Linked DNA regions of Homo sapiens: region 1 is linked to region 2. Evidence: chromatin loops called from intact Hi-C (ENCODE). Cell type or tissue: dorsolateral prefrontal cortex. All regions are shown on one strand. Links, peaks and the distances in the headings refer to the core of each region. The heading gives the core; the rest is flanking DNA. Region 1 overlaps TUBB4A (tubulin beta 4A class IVa). Region 2 overlaps GTF2F1 (general transcription factor IIF subunit 1).

Region 1 (9,879 bases), core at 924-4,923, 120 kb before region 2:
CCAGGCTAGAGTGCAGTGGCATGATCACGGCTCACTGTCACCTCCACCTCTGGGCACACGTGATCCTCTTGCCTCAGTCTCCCAAGTAGCTGGACCTACAGGCATGCACCACCACACCCAGCTAATTTTTTAGTTTTCTTTGTAGAGAGGTGGGTCTCTCTATGTTGCCCATGCTGGTCTCAAACTCCGGGACTCAAACGATCCACCCAACTCAGCTCCCAAAGTGCTGGATTACAAGCATGAGCCACCTTGCCCGGCCTCCTCGTCTTTAAAACAGGGATTTCACTGGGCATGGTGGTTCATGCCTATAAACCCAGGACTTTGGGAGGCTGAGTCAGGAAGAGAGCTTGAGGTCAGGAGTTCGAGACCAGCCTGGGCACCATGGTGAGACCCTGTCTCTACAAAAAGAAAAAAATTTTAATTAGCTGAGTGAGGTGGTGTGCACCTGTAGTCACAGCTACTCGTGAGGCTAAGGTAGGAGAATCACTTGAGCCTGGGAGGTTGAGGCTGCCATGAGCTATGATGGTGCCACTGCACTCCAGCCTGAGCGATGGTGTGAGACCCCATCTCTAAAAAAGATCAAATAAAACAGGGATTCTAAAATGCTATTAGAATTGTGAGGCTCAGGGTGGGCACGGTGGCTCACACCTGTAATCCCAGCACTTTGGGAGGCCGAGGCGGGTGGATCACCTGAGGTCGGGAGTTTGAGACCAGCCTGACTAACATGGAGAAACCCCATCTCTACTAAAAATAAAAAATTAGCCAGGCATGGTGGCACATGCCTGTAATCCCAGCTACTCGGGAGGCTGAGGCAAGAGAATTGCTTGAACGGCAGAGGTTGTGGTGAGCCAAGATCATGACACTGCACCCCAGCGTGGGCAACAAGAGTGAAACTTCGTCTCCAAAAAAAAAAAAAAATTGTGAAGCTTAAAGTCATGAATATGTGTAGAGTTTAGAACAATGCCTGACACAGAGAAAGAGGTAAATAAGCATTTGTCGTTGTTTTCATTACTATCTGCAGTCTAGAATGTGAGTAGGATTTGGACTGGCCAAAGGGCATGGAAGGGAGGAAAGATGTTTAAGACGGAGGCAACAGCATATGTGAAGATAGTGGGGTGTCCACACCCTGGGACAATCCTTCCGGGAAAGCTTTCCTGGCTCCAGCTGGCTGCATGTCCCCACCCTGGCTCCACCCGCCTCCAATACTCCCAGCATGTAAGACGTGCTAAATGCAGGACCTGTCCTGCCTCTCTGAATCTTTTCCGCAACTCGCCTCTTACTTCCATTTTACAGGTGAGAAAACAGAGGCACAGAGACGTTAGGTCACTTGCAGAAAGTCACACTGCAAGCCACTGGGGCTGTCAGGAGCCAGAGGAGAGGGTCTGACTACTAGGTCCACGCTTTTTTTTTTTTTTGAGACGGAGTCTCCGTTGCCCAGGCTGGAGTGCAGTGACGCAACCTCCACCTCCCAGATTCAAGCGATTCTCCTGCCTCACGAGTAGCTGGGACTACAGGCATGCATCACCACACCTAGCTAATTTTTTGTATTTTTAATAGTGACGGGGTTTCGCCATGTTGGCCAGGCTGGTCTCCTATTCCTGACCTCTCAGGTGATCTGCCTGCCTCTGCTTCCCAAAGTGCTGGGATTACAGGCATGAGCAACCGCGCCTGGTCTGAGCCCACACTTTTAATGCTCCTCCCACCCCCTGGCCACCCAGAGGCCATAGAATCTCTTGGCCCAACTGTAAGCCCTCTGGTCCTCCTGAAATCACTCACACCATTTGGCCAATCTCATTTCATCTTGATTTCACCCAGCCATTTCCCAAGGACCTATGATGGGCCACGGCCACAAAACTGCATCATTATGTTTTGAAATCTTCCAACAGATCAGAAAGGGGAAGTCACTTGTCCAAGGTCACACAGTTTGTCTTGTCAGTCCCGAGAATCTGCAGTCTAAACCACCAGGCTCGGGAGGAGGAGGGAGGGGGTGACCAGAGGTGGCTTCTCTGAGGATGTGGCATTGAGCTGAGACCTGAAGGAAGTGAGGAAAAAGTCAGGTGAATACCTGGGGGGAAAGCATTCTAAGCAGCCAAGCCACTAGTGCAAAGGCCCCAGGGCAGGACCACACCTGGAAAGCTGGAGTAACAGCTGCGGCTGAAGCAGAGTGAGGGAGGGGATGGGGCAGGTCCGGCAGGGCCTTGTGGCCTGCAGGGAGGATTTGGGCTTTGACCCCAAGGTAGGTGGGAGCCATGGAGGGCTGTAGGCAGAGGAGGGACGGGACCTGACTTACTTGCTCTCAGGTGTCCTCTCGTGGGTACTGTGGAGAGGACAGACTGGGTGATAAGGGTAGGAGCCAGGGGACCAGGACAGAGGGAATTGAACTTATCCAGGAGGGTGATGCTGGAGCTGAACTAAGGTGGAGACAGATGAGGGGTGAAAGAAAACGTTAGCTGTTCACAGTAATACCGGCCAATATTCTTTTTTTTATTCCATTTTTTTTTTTTTTGAGACAAAGTCTCACTCTGTCGCCCAGGCTGGAGTGCAGTGGCGCGATCTCGGCTCACTGCAAGCTCCACCTCCTGGGTTCACGCCATTCTCCTGCCTCAGCCTCCCGAGTAGCTGAGACTACAGGCACCCACCACCACATCCAGCTAATTTTTTCTATTTTTAGTAGAGACGGGGTTTCACCGTGTTAGCCGGGATAGTCTTGATCTCCTGACCTCGCTATCCGCCCGCCTCGGCCTCCCAAAGTGCTGGGTTTACAAGCGTGAGCCACCACGCCTGGCCAATATTCTTCTTTTTTTTTTTTTTTTTTTTTGAGACGGAGTCTTGCTGTCGCCCAGGCTGGAGTGCAGTGGCACGATCTCGGCTCACTGCAGGCTCAGCCTCCCGAGTAGCTGGGACTACAGGCGCCCGCCACCTCGCCCGGCTAATTTTTTGTATTTTCAGTAGAGACAGGGTTTCACTGTGTTAGCCAGGATGGTCTCGATCTCCTAACCTCGCAATCTGCCCGCCTCGGCCTCCCTAAGTGCTGGATTACAGGCATGAGCCACTGCGCCTGGCCAATATTCTAATACTGATTCTTTTCCTCCGGGAGCTTGCATTCCACAGTGAGCTTGCAGACAATAAACATGATTAACAAGAAAACACAGGCCAAGCATGGTGGCTCACGCCTGTAATCCCAGCACTTTAGGAGGCCATGGCAGGTGGATTGCTCCAGCTCAGGAGTTCAAGAACAGCCTGGGCAACATGTCGAAACCCCACCTCTACAAAAAAAAGATACAAAAATTAGCCAGATCTGGTAGCATAAGCCTGTAGTCCCAGCTACTCAAAAGGCTGGGGCAGGAGGATCACTTGAACCTGGGAAGTCAAGGCTGCAGTGAGCCATGATTGCACCTCTGTACTCCAGCCTGGGCAACATACCAAGACCCTGCCTGAAAATGATATTATTATTAATAATGATGTTAAATATTAATCTTTTTATTGTTATTATTTATTTGTTTTAGAGACAGGGTCTTGCTCTGTCTCCCAGGCTGCAATGGTGTGATCATAGCTCACTGCAGCCTCCAACTCCTGGGCTCAAGCAATCTCCCACCTGAGCCCCCCTAGTAACTGGTACTACAGGTGTGCCACCACCATGACTGGCTAATTTATATATATATATATATATATATATATATATATATATATATTTTTTTTTTTTTTTTTTTTTTTTTTTTTTTGTAGAGACATGGCCTCACTAGGTTGCCCAGGCTAGTCTTGAACTGCTGGGCTCAAGCAATCCTCCCACCTCTGCCTCCCAAAGTGTTAGGATTACAGGCATGAGCCACTGTGCCCAGTCTTGGTTTTTTTTTAGGCAGGGGGCGGGGGAGTGTTTTGTGTGTATGTGTGTTTTTGAGATGGAGTCTCACTCCGTCACCCAGGCTGGAATGCAGTGGCTCAATCTTGGCTACCTGCAGCCTCCTCCTCCCAGGTTCAAGCAATTCTCTTGCCTCAGCCTCCCGAGTAGCCAGGGACTACGATCGCTCACCAGCACACCTGGCTATAATTGTTATTATTTATTATTATTATTATTATTATTATTTTGAGACGGAGTCTCGCTCTGTTGCCCAGGCTGCAGTGCAGTGGCACAATGTCGGCTCACTGCAAGTTCCGCCTCCTGGGTTCACGCCATTCTCCTGCCTCAGCCTCCCGAGTAGCTAGGACTACAGGCGCCCGCCACCACTCCCGGCTAATTTTTTTTGTAATTTTAGTAGAGACGGGGTTTCACCGTGTTAGCCAGGATGGTCTCGATCTCCTGACCTCGTGATCCGCCCACCTCGGCCTCCCAAAGTGCTGGGATTACAGGTGTGAGCCACCGCACCCGGCTATTTGTTATTATTTTTGATAGTTACTAGTATTCAACTACTAGAGGCCCTCCAGGTGGTGGAGAGACAGAGTCAAGGGTTGGGGCTCCCCATAACTGCATGTGTGTCCCCTCCCCTTCCCTCTCTAGGCCAATCCGGAGCCGGCAACAACTGGGCAAAGGGGCACTACACGGAGGGCGCAGAGCTGGTGGACGCTGTCCTGGACGTAGTCCGGAAGGAGGCCGAGAGCTGCGACTGCCTTCAGGGCTTCCAGCTGACCCACTCGCTGGGGGGTGGCACGGGGTCCGGAATGGGCACGCTGCTCATCAGTAAGATCCGCGAGGAGTTCCCAGACCGCATCATGAACACCTTCAGCGTGGTGCCCTCGCCCAAAGTGTCAGACACGGTGGTGGAGCCCTACAACGCCACGCTGTCTGTGCACCAGCTGGTGGAGAATACGGATGAGACCTACTGCATCGACAACGAGGCACTCTACGACATCTGTTTCCGCACCCTCAAGCTGACCACCCCCACCTACGGGGACCTCAACCACCTGGTGTCGGCCACCATGAGCGGGGTCACCACCTGCCTGCGCTTCCCGGGCCAGCTGAACGCCGACCTGCGCAAGCTGGCCGTCAACATGGTTCCCTTTCCTCGCCTGCACTTCTTCATGCCCGGCTTCGCACCCCTGACCAGCCGGGGCAGCCAGCAGTACCGGGCCCTGACGGTGCCCGAGCTCACCCAGCAGATGTTCGATGCCAAGAACATGATGGCGGCGTGCGACCCGCGCCACGGCCGCTACCTGACCGTGGCCGCCGTGTTCCGGGGCCGCATGTCCATGAAGGAGGTGGACGAGCAGATGCTGAGCGTGCAGAGCAAGAACAGCAGCTACTTCGTGGAGTGGATCCCCAACAACGTGAAGACGGCCGTGTGCGACATCCCGCCCCGCGGCCTGAAGATGGCCGCGACCTTCATCGGCAACAGCACGGCCATCCAGGAGCTGTTCAAGCGCATCTCCGAGCAGTTCACGGCCATGTTCCGGCGCAAGGCCTTCTTGCACTGGTACACGGGCGAGGGCATGGACGAGATGGAGTTCACCGAGGCCGAGAGCAACATGAATGACCTGGTATCTGAGTACCAGCAGTACCAGGACGCCACGGCCGAGGAGGGCGAGTTCGAGGAGGAGGCGGAGGAGGAGGTGGCCTAGGCTGCTCCCATCGCTTCCCACCTGTCCCCTCGAGGCTTCTGACCTTTGATCCGCTAGGCCCCCCATCTCTGAACCCTAGAGCCCCGCTTTCCCTCCAAGGCTGACTCCCCGCTGACCCTAACAATACCTTTGGAGCTCGCTTTACCTCTGGCTACTTCATCTCCGACCCTGGCTCCCCTTTGAGCCCTAATTTATCTTTAACCCCCTTGAGCTCTTCCAACCTTGACATTCCCAGGAGGAGCCCCGCTTCACCCCTTCTGACTCTGGAAACCGCACCTTTAACTTTGCAGACCTTCCTTCACCCCTGACTTCTGCTTCACCTTTGACCTCTGCCCCCCATGAATCCCATTTTACCTCTAGACCTATAAGTTCTGGTTTATGTTTGACCCCTCCCTCTGAGCTGCACTTCACCGCTGACCTTGCCTCACCTTTAACCCCCCACCTGAGCCCCAGCTCCTACCTCTGACCCCAACTTCTCTTTGATCTCTGAATCCCCTCTGACTCCAACTTCTCTTTCACCCTCTATGAGTCCCATTTTACTTCTACACCTGCAAGTCCTGGTTTATATTGGACCCCTCCCTCCGAGCTGCAGTTCACCTTTGACCTTGCCTCACCTTTCACCCCCCACCCCCCACAGCGTCAGCTCCTACCTCTGACCCCAGCTTCTCTCTGATTCCCACAGGCCCCATGCATCCTCCCTGCCTCACTCCCCTCAGCCCCTGCCGACCTTAGCTTATCTGGGAGAGAAACAAGGCCTGGTGCCTGTGAGGAAGAGAGGTCACCCCTACCCTCCCTCCCCGCTTCCCTGCCTCACCCTCAATAAATAAATTAATTGTTGTCATGGATGTTTCTGCCGAATCCCTCTTTCCTCTCTTACAGCAAGTGCGGGCTTTTCTCTACAGGATGGAGGAGGGTACCGATGACATCTCATCTCTGGATGGGGGGCGTGCTGGGGAGGGATCAGACGGGCCAGGCTAGGCCACCCACTAACCCTGAGGTTTTGACTAAGCCATTTGCCTTCTCTCAGCCTCGGTCTTCCCACCTGTAAAATGGGATCGTATGTTTTCCCCCAGGATCCCCCCACAACTGTTATAGGAATGGGGTCCCAATCCAGACCCCAAGAGAGGGTTCTTGGATCTCAAGAAAGAATTCAGGGCAAGTCCATAAAGTAAAAGCACGTTTATTAAGAAAGTAAAGGGGTAGGGCACGGTGGCTCACACCTGTAATCCCAACATTGGGAGGCTGAGGCAGGTGGATCACCTGAGGCCAGGAGAGACCAGCCTGGTCAACATGGCGAAATCCCATCTCTACTAAAAATAAAAAAATTCGCAGGGCGTGGTGGTGGGCGCCTGTAGTCCCAGGTACTCCGGAGGCTGAGGCAGGAGAATCGCTTGAACCTGGGAGGCAGAGGTTGCAGTGAGCCAAGATAACGCCACTGCACACCAGCCTGGCAACAGAGTGACACTCCGTCTCAAAAAATAATAATAATTAAATAAATAAATAAAGGAGCCAGGTGCAGTGGCTCATGCCTGTAATCCCAACACTTTGGGAGTCTGAGGTGGGTGGATCACCTGAGGCCAGGAGAGACCAGCCTGACCAACATGGTGAAACCCCAACTCTACTAAAAATGCAAAAATTACCTGGGCGTGGTGGCAGGCGCCTATAGTTCCGGCTACTTGGGAGGCTGAGGCAGGAGAATCACTTGAACCTGGGAGGCAGAGGTTGCAGTCAGCTGAGATGGCGCCACTGCACTCCAGCCTGGGTGACAGAGCGAGACTCCGTATCAAAAAAAAAAAAAAAAAAAAAAAAAACAAAGAATGGCTACTCCACAGATGAGAGCCACTGGTTGCCCATTTTTATGGTTTTTTCTTGATGATATGCTAGACAAGGGGTGGATTATTCATGCCTCCCCTTTTTAGAACATGTAGGGTGACTTCCTGACATTGCCGTGGCATCTGTAAACTGTCATGGCGCTGGTGGGAGTGTAGCAGTGAGGACAACCAGAGGTCACTCATCATCATCTTGGTTTTGGTGGGTTTTGACCAGCTTCCTTACTGCAACCTGTTTTTTGTTTGTTTGTTTGTTTGTTTTGTTTTGTTTTGCTTTGTTGTTGTTGTCGTTTTTGAGACAGAGTCTCACTCTGTCGCCCAGGCTGGAGTGCAGTGGCATGATCTCGGCTCACTGCAGGCTCCACCTCCCGGGTTCACGCCATTCTCCTGCCTCAGCCTCCCGAGTAGCTAAGACTACAGGCGCCCACCACCACATCCAGCTAATTTTTTCTATTTTTAGTAGAGACGGGGTTTCACCGTGTTAGCCAGGATAGTCTTGATCTCCTGACCTCGCGATCCACCCGCCTCGGCCTCCCAAAGTGCCGGGATTATAGGCATGAGCCACCGCACCCGGCCTACTGCAACCTATTTTATCAGCAAGGTCTTTATGACCTGTATCTTATGCCGATCTCATCCTGTGAGTTAGAATGCCTTAACCATCTGGGAATGCAGCCCAGTAGGTCTCAGGTCTCAGCCTCATTTTACCCAGCTCCTATTCAAGATGGAGTTGTTCTGGTTCACACGTCTCTGACACACCCACCTCAGAATTGTTCGTGAGGATCTGAGGAGATCTCAGGAGCACAGAGTGGGTGCTTGGTGGCAGAGGTACTGCTGTTCTCTGTGCAGCACCTTGCAAATATGGAAGGCAGGAAGGGGAATCTCTAGGGAAGGGTGCCAGGAAGATGGCAGCCTGAGCTGGCACCCAAGTGGCAATCTTGCCAGAGTAACAACACAGCTCACCCACATGAAACTTTTCTGTGTGCATGACTCATGCCTCATTTCATGCAAGCCTCACACCAACCCTGGAAGGCCTAAGCTTCTATCCCCTTCCAAGCCAAGGTTTAGAGAGAGAAGAGCATTATCAGTTAGCTTTTGCTGTGTAACAATCCCCCAAAACTTAGTGGCTTAAGACAAAAACAGGTATTTATTTTGCTCCCAAATCTGTAATCTGAGCAAGGATTGGCGAGGCAGTTCATTTAGGCTCCCTATGACATCAGCCAGAGCATCTTAGCCAGAGGTAGAGGGATCTACTTCCAAGGTGGCTCACAACAGACTGGCCAGGTGGTGCCAATTATCAGCTGGGGGCTCAGCAGGAGTAAGGAGAACAAAGACCTTAGTGTCTCTCCATAGTCCCCTTGGGCTTCCTCACAACATGGCTGCCAGGTTCCCCCAGAGCAAACACCCCAAGAGAGCAGGACAGAAGTAAATGCAAAAAAAAACGGATTGCATTTTTATGACCTAACTTCAGAAGTCATACAGTGTCACTTATTCAGGACTCACCAACAAGGCAGTCACTAAGCCTTGTTCAGATTCAAGGGGATGAAGTACAGACTCCAGCTCTTTTCTTTTTGAGACAGGATCTCACTCTGTCACCCAGGGTAGAGTGCAGTGGTGTGATCATGGTTCATTGAAACCTCAAACTCCTGGGCTCAAGCAATCCTCCCACCTCAGCCTCCAGAGTCACTAGGACTACAGGCACATGCCACCACAGCTGGTTAATTTTTTTGTATTGTTAGTAGACATTAGAGATAGGGTCTCACTTTGTCACCCAGGCTAGTCTCCTGCCTCAGCCTCCCAAAGTGCTGGGATTACAGGCATGAGCCACCACACTTGGTCCATCCTCCAGCTCTTTTATTTTGTTTTGTTTTGTTTTGTTAGAGTTTCACCCTTGTCGCCCAGGCTGGAGTACAATGGCATGATCTTGGTTCACTGCAATCTCCGCCTCCTGGGCTCAAGCAATTATCTTGCCTCAGCCTCCTGAGTAGCTGGGATTACAGGCACCCACCACCACACCCAGCTAATTTTTGTATTTTTAGTAGAGATGGGGTTTCACCATGTTGACCAGGCTGGTCTCAAACTCCTGGCCTCAGGTGATCCACCCGCCTTGGCCTCCCAAAATGCTGGGATTACAGGCATGTTCCACCATGCCCAACCCACACTCCAGCTCTTGATGGTAGAGTGGCAAGATTCTAGAAGAGCACGTAGGGTGAGTAATAGAGCCATGGCCATCTTTAGAAATTACAAATTTTTGGCCAGGTGCGGTGGCTCACTCCTGTAATCCCAAAATTTTGGGAGGCCAAGGCGGGCAGATTACTTGAGTCCAGGAGTTTGAATCCAGCTTGGGCAACATGGCAAAACCCTGTCTCTACAAAAAATACATAATAATAATAATAATAATAATAACTCGCTGTGGTGGTGCACAACTGTAACCCCAGCTACTCAGCAGGCCAAGGAGGTCAAGGCTGCAGTGAGCTGAGCTGTAATTGCACCACTGCAC
Region 2 (9,790 bases), core at 5,735-9,734:
CCCAAGTAGAGAAATGGGATTACAGGCATGCACCACCACGCCTGGCTAACTTTGTATTTTTTGTAGAGACAGGGTTTCACCATGTTGGCCAGGTGGTCTCAAACTCCTAACCTCAGGTGATCTGCCCCCCTCAGCCTCCCTAAGTGTGGGGATTACATCCGTGAGCCACCACGCCCGGCCTGTTTTAGTTTTGTTGTTTTGTTTTTTTGAGACCGAATCTCGCTCTGTCACCCAGGCTGGAGTGCAGTGGCGCGATCTCAGCTCACTGCAAGCTCCGCCTCCCGGGTTCATGCCATTCTCTGGCCTCAGCCTCCTGGGTAGCTGGGACTACAGGCGCCTGCCACCATGCCCGGCTAATTTTTTTCTATTTTTTTGGTACAGATGGGGTTTCACCGTGGTCTCGATCTCCTGACCTCGTGATCTGCCTGCCTCGGCCTCCCAAAGTGCTGGGATTACAGGCGTGAGCCACCATGCCCAGCCCCTGCTTTAGTTTTTAATCATTTTCTTTGGTTTTAAAATTTCTGAAGAGTCATAGGTTGGCTCAGCTCCAAAAGCAACCCCGGTAAATGGCACGAAGTCAGAGCGTCCTCCCCACCAGGTCATGAGCCTCCGAGCCTGTGGGGCAGTTTCTGTACCCCTGCTCCCCTGGAACAACAGCCCCCAGGTCTGCCTGCCTGCTCCACTTTGGTTGAGTTCCTGGGGCTCCACTGTAAAATCAGTCGATCAATCATTGCTGGGGGGGCAGGTTCGCTTTTGCTGTATTTTCCTTAGAATCTGCTTTGTAAGTTTTAGGGAGAAGAATTTGGCATTTTATAGAATTGTGTAAAACCTGGATGTTAACCAAAGGAGAAATGCCATCTCTTTTTTTTTTTTTTTTTTTTTTTTTTTGAGACAGTCTCACTGTCACCCAGGCTGGAGTGCAGTGGTACCATCTCAGCTCACTGGCTCATTGCAACCTCGACCTCCTGGGTTTAAGCGATTCTGCCTCAGCCTTGCGAGTAGCTGGGACTACACACGTGCACCTCCCCACCTGGCTAATTTTTGTACTTTTAGTAGAGAAGGGGTTTCAGCATATTGCCCAGGCTGGTCTCCAACTCCTGGCCTCAAGTGATCTGCCCGCTTTGGCATCCCAATATGCTGGGATTACAGGTGTGAGCCATGGTGCCCGGCCAGAATGCCATCTCTTGATCAGATGTTAAATCTACTTAGCTAAGAACTGTTCAGGCTGGGCACGTGGAGAGCGGATCGCAAGGTCAAGAGTTCGAGACCAGCCTGGCCAAGAGACCAGCCTGGCCAATTTGGTGAAATGCCATCTCTACTAAAAATACAGAAATTAGCCAGGCATGGTGGCGGGCACCTGTAATCCCAGCTACTCGGGAGGCTGAGGCAGGAGAATTGCTTGAACCCGGGAGGTGGAGGTTGTGGTGAGCCGAGATCACACCATTGCACTCCAGTCTCGGTGACAGATCAAGACTCCAACTCAAAAGAAAAGAAAAGAAAAGAAAAGAACAAATGGTGATGGTGTCTCGCCATGTTGCTCAGGCTGGTCTCAAACTCCTGGGTTCAAGCGAGCCTCCAGCCTCGGCCTCCCCTCCCAAAGTGCTGGGATGACAGGCTTGAGCCACTGCACCAAACTGTCACTGTTTTTTGGTGCATGGCTCAGTGTGGTAAAGCCACTCACAGTGTTAAGCAGCAGTTTCATTATCTTTCACACCAGCCTGGGCCTTGCCCATGTTAGATGCATTCCTATTAAATGCAGTCCTTTTTTTTTTTTTGGAGACAGATTCTTACTCTGTCACCGAGGCTGGAGTGCTGTGGGGCAATCTTAGCTTACTGCAACCTCTGCCTCCTGGGTTCAATTGATTCTCCTCCCTCAGCCTCCTGAGTAGTCAGGACTACAGGCACATGCCACCACGCCCGGCTAATTTTTTAATTTTTTGTAGGGATGAGGTTTCACCATGTTGTTCAGGCTGTTCTCAAACTCCTGACCTCAGGTGATCCACTTGCCTCGGCCTCCCAAAGTGCTGGGATTACAGGCGTGAGCCACCGCGCCCAACCTGGCCTGCAGTCCTGTTTTTTAAAGCTTCCCTGAGCAATGAGACAACGTTACATTGTTCCAATGGAAACAGTATGTTTTGTCATTAAAGAAAAATACATCTATAAATTAAGATAACAAAAGATCTGGCTGGGCACGGTGGCTCACACCTGTAATCCCAGCACTTTGGGAGGCCAAGGTGGATCATGAGGTCAGGAGTTCGAGACCAGCCTGTCCAACATGGTGAAACCCTGTCTCTACTAAAAATACAAAAAAAAAAAAAAATTAGCTGGGCGTGGTGGCAGGCGCCTGGAACCCCGGCTATCTGGGAGGCTGAGTCAGGAGAATTGCTTGAAGCCAGGAGGCGGAGGTTGCAGTGAGCCGAGATCACATCACTGCACTCCAGTCTGGGCGACAGAGCGATACTCTGTCTCAGAAAATAAAAAAATAATAATAAAAAATAGCAAGAAACCAGTGTGACTGGATTGGGGCCAGACTCTGAGTCCGAGGGAGGTGCTGAGACTCCAGCAGCACATGGGGACCTGCTCTTTGAGGGACTCGGGGCAGAACGGGAAGGCAGGAAGGGCTGGCTCTATCCGTGTGGTTTCAGGGAGTCCTGTGCCACAGCCCAAGTCCCCGGGGGCCACATCACCTTGAAGGCTATGTGGGTGGTGCCCTGGGGCTCGCCCCCTGCAAGCACAGATGCAGGGTGGTGCCAGGCCCGGCATGAGCCCCCCTGTGCCTGGCCCGCAGGAGGAACAAGGTGCTGAACCACTTCAGCATCATGCAGCAGCGGCGGCTCAAGGATCAGGACCAGGACGAGGATGAGGAGGAGAAGGAGAAACGTGGCCGCAGGAAGGCGAGCGAGCTGCGCATCCACGACCTGGAGGACGACCTGGAGATGTCGTCCGATGCCAGTGATGCCAGTGGTGAGGAGGGTGAGTACGGGCGCCTGGGCATTAGGTCACAGAGGTGCCTGCTCAGGCAGTGCCAGTGAAGGCAAAGTCTACCATCGCTCACAGTGGCCCTAGAATGAGAGGCAAGTGGGGCCGGGCACAGTGGCTCACGCCTGTCATCCCAGCACTTTGAGAGGCTGAGGCAGGCAGATCACCTGAGATCAGGAGTTTGAGACCAGCCTGGCCAACACAGTGAGACCGTGTCTCTACTGAAAACACAAAAATTAGCTGGGCATGGTGGTGCATGCCTCTAGTGCCAGCTACTCGGGAGACTGAGGCAGGAGAATTGCTTGAACCCGTGAGATAGAGGTTGTGTTGAGCCGAGATCACGCCACTGGACTCCAGCCTGGGCAACAGAGAGAGACTCCGTCTCAGAGAAAAAAGAATGAGAGTCAGGCGAGGCCGCCTGGAGGAGCAGTGATGTCAGTCAGGAGGCAAGGCCAGAGCCCGGGAGAGCTGAGCCATGGCCCTTCTTTTTTTTTTTTTTTTTTTTGAGACAGGATCTCTCTCTCTCTCACATGGGCTGGAGTGTAGTGGTACAATCACAGCTTACTGCAGCCTTGACCTCCGAGGGTCAAACGATCCTCCCACCTCAGCCTCCTGAGTAGCTGGGACTACAGGCGTGCACCACCACACCCGGCTAATTTTTTTTTTTTTTTTTGGAGACAGAGTCTTGCTCTGTTGCCCAGGCTGGAGTGCAATGGCGCAATCTCGGCTCACTGCAACCTCTGCCTCCCAGGTTCAAGTGATTCTCCTGCCTCAGCCTCCCAAGTAGCTGGGACTACAGGCATGCACCACCATGCTGGCTAATTTTTGTATTTTTAGTAGAGATGGGGTTTCACCATGTTGGCCAGACTGGTCTCAAACTCCCGACCTCAGGTAATCTGCCTGTCTCGGCCTCCTAAAGTGCTGGGATTACAGGCGTGAGCCACCACGCCCGGCCTAATTTTTGTGTTTTTTGTAGAGACTGGGGTCTCACTCACTGTGTTGCCCAGGATGGTCTGAAACTCCTGGGCTCAAGCCATCCTCCCGCCTCAGCCTGCCAAAGTGCTGGGATGACAGGCATGAGCCACTGCACCTGGCCTGGCTGTGGCCTTTACGGGGGTTCCTATGAGAAACTGCAACTCTAGGTTGACCAGTTTCAATAACTCCTGTGCGCTCCGGGCTGTAGGGGCTGTGTCCCTGGTTATCAGGTGCCTCGCCCGGGTGGTCTGGGAGAGGGGGAGTGGTCTGTGAGCGCTAGAGAAGGTGGGTGGGGGTGTGGGGTCTGCCGGGAGTTTGTTTAGGAGAGCTGAGCTCCTGGGCTGGCCCTGGAGGTGTAGTCTCCCCAGTCAGTGAGGCCCCCCAGGATGTCAAAACTGCACAAAATGTGAAAAACACAATAAATACCCACTGCCTTCCTCCTCACTTTCCCTCCTTTCCTTCCTTTCCTCCCTTCCCAGGGGGCAGAGTCCCCAAGGCCAAGAAGAAGGCGCCGCTGGCCAAGGGCGGCAGGAAAAAGAAGAAGAAGAAGGGTTCAGACGACGAGGCCTTCGAGGACAGCGATGATGGGGACTTCGAGGGCCAAGAGGTGGACTACATGTCAGACGGCTCCAGGTGAGGCCGACGGGAGGCGCCTGCGAGACCCCATGCAGCCTCGCGAGCGCGCGCTCATCCTTTGCCATCCCCGTCTTACAGTAGCTCCCAAGAAGAGCCTGAGAGCAAGGCCAAGGCGCCGCAGCAGGAGGAGGGGCCCAAGGGTAGGCGATGGCTGGGCGGGCCGGGGAGATGGGGGCGGTGCTTCCCTGCTCTTGCTCATACCCTGCCCCTCCCAGGTGTCGATGAGCAGAGCGACAGTAGTGAGGAGAGTGAGGAGGAGAAGCCGCCTGAGGAGGACAAGGAGGAGGAGGAGGAGAAGAAGGCACCCACCCCGCAGGAGAAGAAGCGCAGGAAAGGTGCGGCGCATGTGGCCCCCATATTGGAGGCTTGGGTCGGGCCCTGGCGCCCTGCCACCTCCTCCCCTCTCCCCTGCAGGCCTCCCTCATCTGCAGTGGAGGCACCAGTGGGCACCGGGTCCCGGGGTTGCTCTGGCCCTGACCCCTTTCCTGTGCCCCGCAGACAGCAGCGAGGAGTCGGACAGCTCAGAGGAGAGCGACATTGACAGCGAGGCCTCCTCAGCCCTCTTCATGGCGGTAAGGCCCAGCCCGGTGGCGGGGGAGGCCTGGGCGTCTGTTTGCAGACTCACCCACCTCCCAACCCTGACCTCTGCAGAAGAAGAAGACGCCACCCAAGAGAGAGCGGAAGCCGTCGGGAGGGAGCTCAAGGGGCAACAGCCGCCCAGGCACGCCCAGCGCAGAGGGTGGCAGCACCTCCTCCACCCTGCGGGCGGCTGCCAGCAAACTCGAGCAAGGTGAGTGCCCGTGGCCTCCCCGCTCCCCACAGCCACAGCCACAGCCTCCTGACCTCTGTTGGGGCTCAGGACAGAGAGGGGATGGAGATGCGGGTGGAGGCCTGTCTCTCCCTGATCCCCTTGAACCCTAATCCTGGCACTGCCCAGCCTGGGGTCCTGCCCAGGGGTTCTGCCTCCTGCCTGCAAGACTCAGCCCTGACCCCACTCCCACAGGGAAGCGGGTGAGCGAGATGCCTGCAGCCAAGCGGTTGCGGCTGGACACGGGACCCCAGAGCCTGTCTGGGAAGTCGACACCCCAGCCACCATCAGGCAAGACAACACCCAACAGCGGGTAAGTTGACGAGGACAGCAGGGGGCAGGGCAAGGGCTACTGGGGACAATCTCACTGATGCCACCTTCCCCGTCCTCCCATCCTCAGCGACGTGCAGGTGACTGAGGATGCCGTGCGCCGCTACCTGACACGGAAGCCCATGACCACTAAGGACCTGCTGAAAAAGTTCCAGACCAAGAAGACAGGGCTGAGCAGCGAGCAGACAGTGAACGTGTTGGCCCAGATCCTCAAGCGACTCAACCCCGAGCGCAAGATGATCAACGACAAAATGCACTTCTCCCTCAAGGAGTGAGGCTTGGTCCAATACATGGCTCTGCCCCCCAGAACTTAAGGCTCTCACTGCCCCTTCGCCATCCTAGAGTGAGGCTCTGTCCAATACATGGCTCTGCCCTCCAGAACTTCAGGCTCTCAGTGACCCTTCGACATCCTGCTTGCTCCCTGACTCCCAGGGCCCCGTAGTTAGCAATTCTGGAAAAGTTAAGCCATCTCCTCCTCTGGCCCTTCCTTCTGGAATCTTCAGATGCCTGTTAGGCCTTCTTATTGTCCTCCTCCTCCTGGCTCGGCCTCCCTCACACTGACCAAGGGCCTGTGCTGCCCACTGGGTAACTTCTACAGTTCTCCCTTCCACTTCCCTAAGTCTCTCTTCAGCTGTGACTTATCCACCACATAGCCCAGTAAGTCTTCAGTTTTGGCTGGGCATGATGGTGAGCGCCTGCAGTCCCAGCTACTTGGGAGGCTAAGCCCAGTTCAAGGCTGCAGTGAACTATGATGGTGCCACTGCATTCCAGCCTGGGTGACAGAATGAAATCCTGGCACAAAAAAAAAAAAAAAGTAGCCAGGCATGGTGGCGGGAGCCTGTTGTCCCAGCTGTTCCGTAGGCTGAGGCACGAGATTCACTTGAACCTGGGAGGTGGAGGTTGCTGTGAGCTGACACCACGCCACTGCACTCCAGCCTGGGTGACAGTGAGACTCTGTCTCAATAAATAAAAAATAATAATAAATTGCTCAGATTTCTTTGTTTCCTTTTTAGATCTGCTACTCTGTTTGGATAATGTCTTATTCCTTATGTTTTGGTCCCATCTTTCATGGTTTTATTTTTATTTATATTTTAGGTTTTGAGACAGGGTCTTGCTCTGTTCACCAGGCTGGATTGCAGTGTCCACCGTCTTGGCTCCCTGCAACCTCCACCTCTTGGGCTGAAGCGATCCTCCCACCTTAACCTTTCAAGTAGTGCACACCACCACGCCCAGCTAATTTTTTAATTTTTTGTAGAGGTGAGGTCTCACTGTATTGCCCAGGTCAGTCTTGAACTCATGGGCTCAAGCAATCCTCCCACCTCAGCCTCCTGAGTAGCTGGGACCACAGGCGTGTACCATTAAATGCCTGGCTAATGTGTTTTGTTTTTGTTTTTGTTTGAGACAGAGTTTCACTCTTGTTGCCCAGGCTAGAGTGCAGTGGTACAATCTCGGCTTACTGCGACCTCTGGTTCCTGGGCTCAAGCAGTTCTCCTGCCTCAGCCTCCCGAGTAGCTGGGATTACGGGCGCCCGCCACCGCGCCTGGCTAATTTTTGTATTTTTAGTAGAGACGGTGTTTCAGCATGTTGGCCAGGCTGGTCTCGAACTCCTGGCCATAGGTGATCTGCCTGCCTCGTCCTCCCAAAGTACTGGGATTACAGGCGTGAGCCACTGCACCCACCCACGCCTGGCTGATGTTTTTATTTTACTCATCCTGACTGAGGTCTGACAATCCTAGAAGCTGAAGTTCCCGGGCATCCTTTTGTTTCTTCTGACTCCCCTTAGTGATAGATTTTCTTGTGATTTGGGATTGGATGCTCATGGCCAGCTGGGGGCTCTGTGGGAATCCGGGGTGGCCTACTTTGCAGGCAGTCCTTCCAGATGGTTCAGCCTTGGCTTTCGCTAGCTACCCAGGAGCGCCAGCCCCAGCCCATTTTGTGTGTGGTTCTCAGCTTGCAGGTGGCCACCAAAGCCAACCCCCCCCACTGCCCCGATTGTGGGTCCCTATGTTTGAGGTTCCCGGTGATGTTTCGGGGGGCTTCTCCCTTCTTACAAGCTCGGTCATGCATATATTTGATCTGGCGTTGCCAGGCATTCTGTAAGGGAGGGCTTTTCCAGTTCCTGGAAATGGAACTGGAAAATGTGGCTGGAAACATTAATATGGCTGGAAATGGAATTTGCCTGCAGCCACTACTTTTGAACCCATCTTCCGGGCAATCCCTTCTGTCTTGCCGGTGGTTGGAAACTTGCAGGTGGAAGTCTTCCCCACCCAGTTCTGCAGCCCTTGGCTGCCGAGCAGGAATGCCTGAGATGTCTGGCTAATTCCTCGGAATGTCCCAGTTCAGGCCAACCTCCCTCCCCCTTCTCCCACCAGGCCTTCTTGGGCAGCAGGGAGGCAGCTCTGGAGGGAGCCGCTGCCTCAGCAGTTTCGCCCCAGCCACCCCCACTGCCTGGGCCTTCATGTAAGGAGGCTGGGTGGTGAGGCCCTGTGGTGAGGAGCAGGGGTTTTGCATTCACGGAGGACCTGGGTTCAAATACCAGGACCGTTGCTTAATTCTGGGTGACTTCAGGCTTTTTTTTTTTTTTTTTTGAGATGGGGTCTCGCTCTGTCGCCCAGGCTGGAGTGCAGTGACATGATCTCCGCTCACTGCAGCCTCCGCCTCCTGGGTTCAAGCAATTCTACCTCAGTCTCCTGAGTAGCTGGGATGACAGGCACGCCCCACCACGGTCCAGCTAATTTGTTTTTTGGGTTTCTGAGACGGAGTTTCATGCTGCTGCCCAGGCTGGAGTGCAGTGGTGCAATCTTGGCTCACTGCAGCCTCTGCCTCCTGGGTTCCAAGCGATTCTCCTGCCTCAGCCTCCCGAGTAGCTGGGACTACACCCAGCTAATTTTTTAATAGAGACGGAGTTTCACCATGTTGACCAGGCTGGTCTTGAACTGACCTCAGGTGATCTGCCCACCTCGGCCTCCCAAAGTGCTGGGATTACAGGCGTGAGCCACTGTGCCTCGCCTAATTTTTGTATTTTCGTTAGAGACAGGGATTCACCATGTTGGCCTGGCTGGTCTCAAACTCCCGACCTCAAGTGATCCTCCCACCTCACCCTCCCAAAGTGCTGGGATTATAGGCATGAGCCACTGGGCCCCGCCAGGCTTTTTTGAGACAGTATCGCTCTGTCGCCCAGGTTTGAGTGCAATGGCACAATCTCAGCTCACTGCAACCTCCACCTCTCAGGTTCAAGCAATTCTCCTGCCTCAGCCTCCCGAGTAGCTGGGATTACAGGCGCCCACCACCATGCCCAGCTAATTTTTGTATTTTTAATAGAGATGGATTTCACCATGTTGGTCAAGCTGGTCTCAAACTCCTGACCTCAGGTAATCCACCCGCCTCAGCCTCCCGAGGCATGAGCCACCACGCCAAGCCCAGGCTTTTCTTTCCATCGGAAAATTATCATCTCAATAAGCACTTCAGTAAGAAAAACCACAACATAATCATCGAAGCAATCCCTCACGGATGGAGTTGAGGCCACTTCCAGACTTTCCTAATATGAAGAAGGCATCAGATGTCCCTGTGCTGGCTGTTTCACTTGCCTGTGTGGGAGGAACCCCGCAAACAGGGCTCCTGGGGCAGAGGGTGTAATTTACAATTCCCCAGTAGCAGCTGCTCATCCAAAGAGCTGCTAGCAATTTACACCCCCACCAACAGCACAGGGTGCACCTGGGTCACACGGGTTGTGTGTGAGGGTTTTCTGATTTTCCCCAATCTTGTGGGTGCTTAGAGTCAAGCACCCCTTCGGACAATCACAAGCTGTTTGCTTGTTTTTGCATTCGAAGCTACGGGCACTGCCTTACACTCTAAGTGCCCATCTCTTTCCTCACCAAGCCGAGTAGGAGGGGTTCTGAGGAGCTCCCCTGTACCGGTGAGGGGACTGGGCTCACACGGGGCTGGGTATGGAAGCCTCGAGAGCCCTTATCTGTCTGCATCGTGCTAGACGTTACCATGACCTGGACAGCCTCCATCGCCCCGGGGGCTCTGACATGCTCAGATCCCAGGATGGGGCTGCAG

What was found. Peaks named below come from ENCODE experiments on the same cell type or tissue, not always from the same donor. Only the 100,000 strongest peaks of a DNase experiment are listed, where the experiment ranks them.
Region 1: a loop joins it to region 2, with 2.4 times the contacts of the local background. A loop is called at or near these places in 6 of 110 quality-filtered maps.

Annotation. Positions count from the first base shown.
Region 1 is chr19:6,490,838-6,500,716 of GRCh38, reverse strand. TUBB4A (tubulin beta 4A class IVa) reads left to right here. Exons shown (of 4, transcript NM_006087.4): 4 at 4,496-6,398. The coding sequence ends at 5,553. Among named protein-coding and RNA genes, the nearest start is that of TUBB4A, 6.5 kb to the left of the region's middle. In dorsolateral prefrontal cortex, for the core only: no CTCF peak of the experiment used is centred there; no DNase peak of the experiment used is centred there; H3K4me3 peaks cover 3,850 bases; H3K27ac peaks cover 1,822 bases.
Region 2 is chr19:6,376,494-6,386,283 of GRCh38, reverse strand. GTF2F1 (general transcription factor IIF subunit 1) reads left to right here. Exons shown (of 13, transcript NM_002096.3): 6 at 2,789-2,973; 7 at 4,434-4,587; 8 at 4,669-4,730; 9 at 4,806-4,925; 10 at 5,089-5,162; 11 at 5,242-5,380; 12 at 5,594-5,711; 13 at 5,799-6,712. The coding sequence ends at 6,003. Among named protein-coding and RNA genes, the nearest start is that of PSPN, 5.5 kb to the right of the region's middle. In dorsolateral prefrontal cortex, for the core only: no CTCF peak of the experiment used is centred there; a DNase peak (open chromatin) is centred at 7,655; H3K27ac peaks cover 1,159 bases.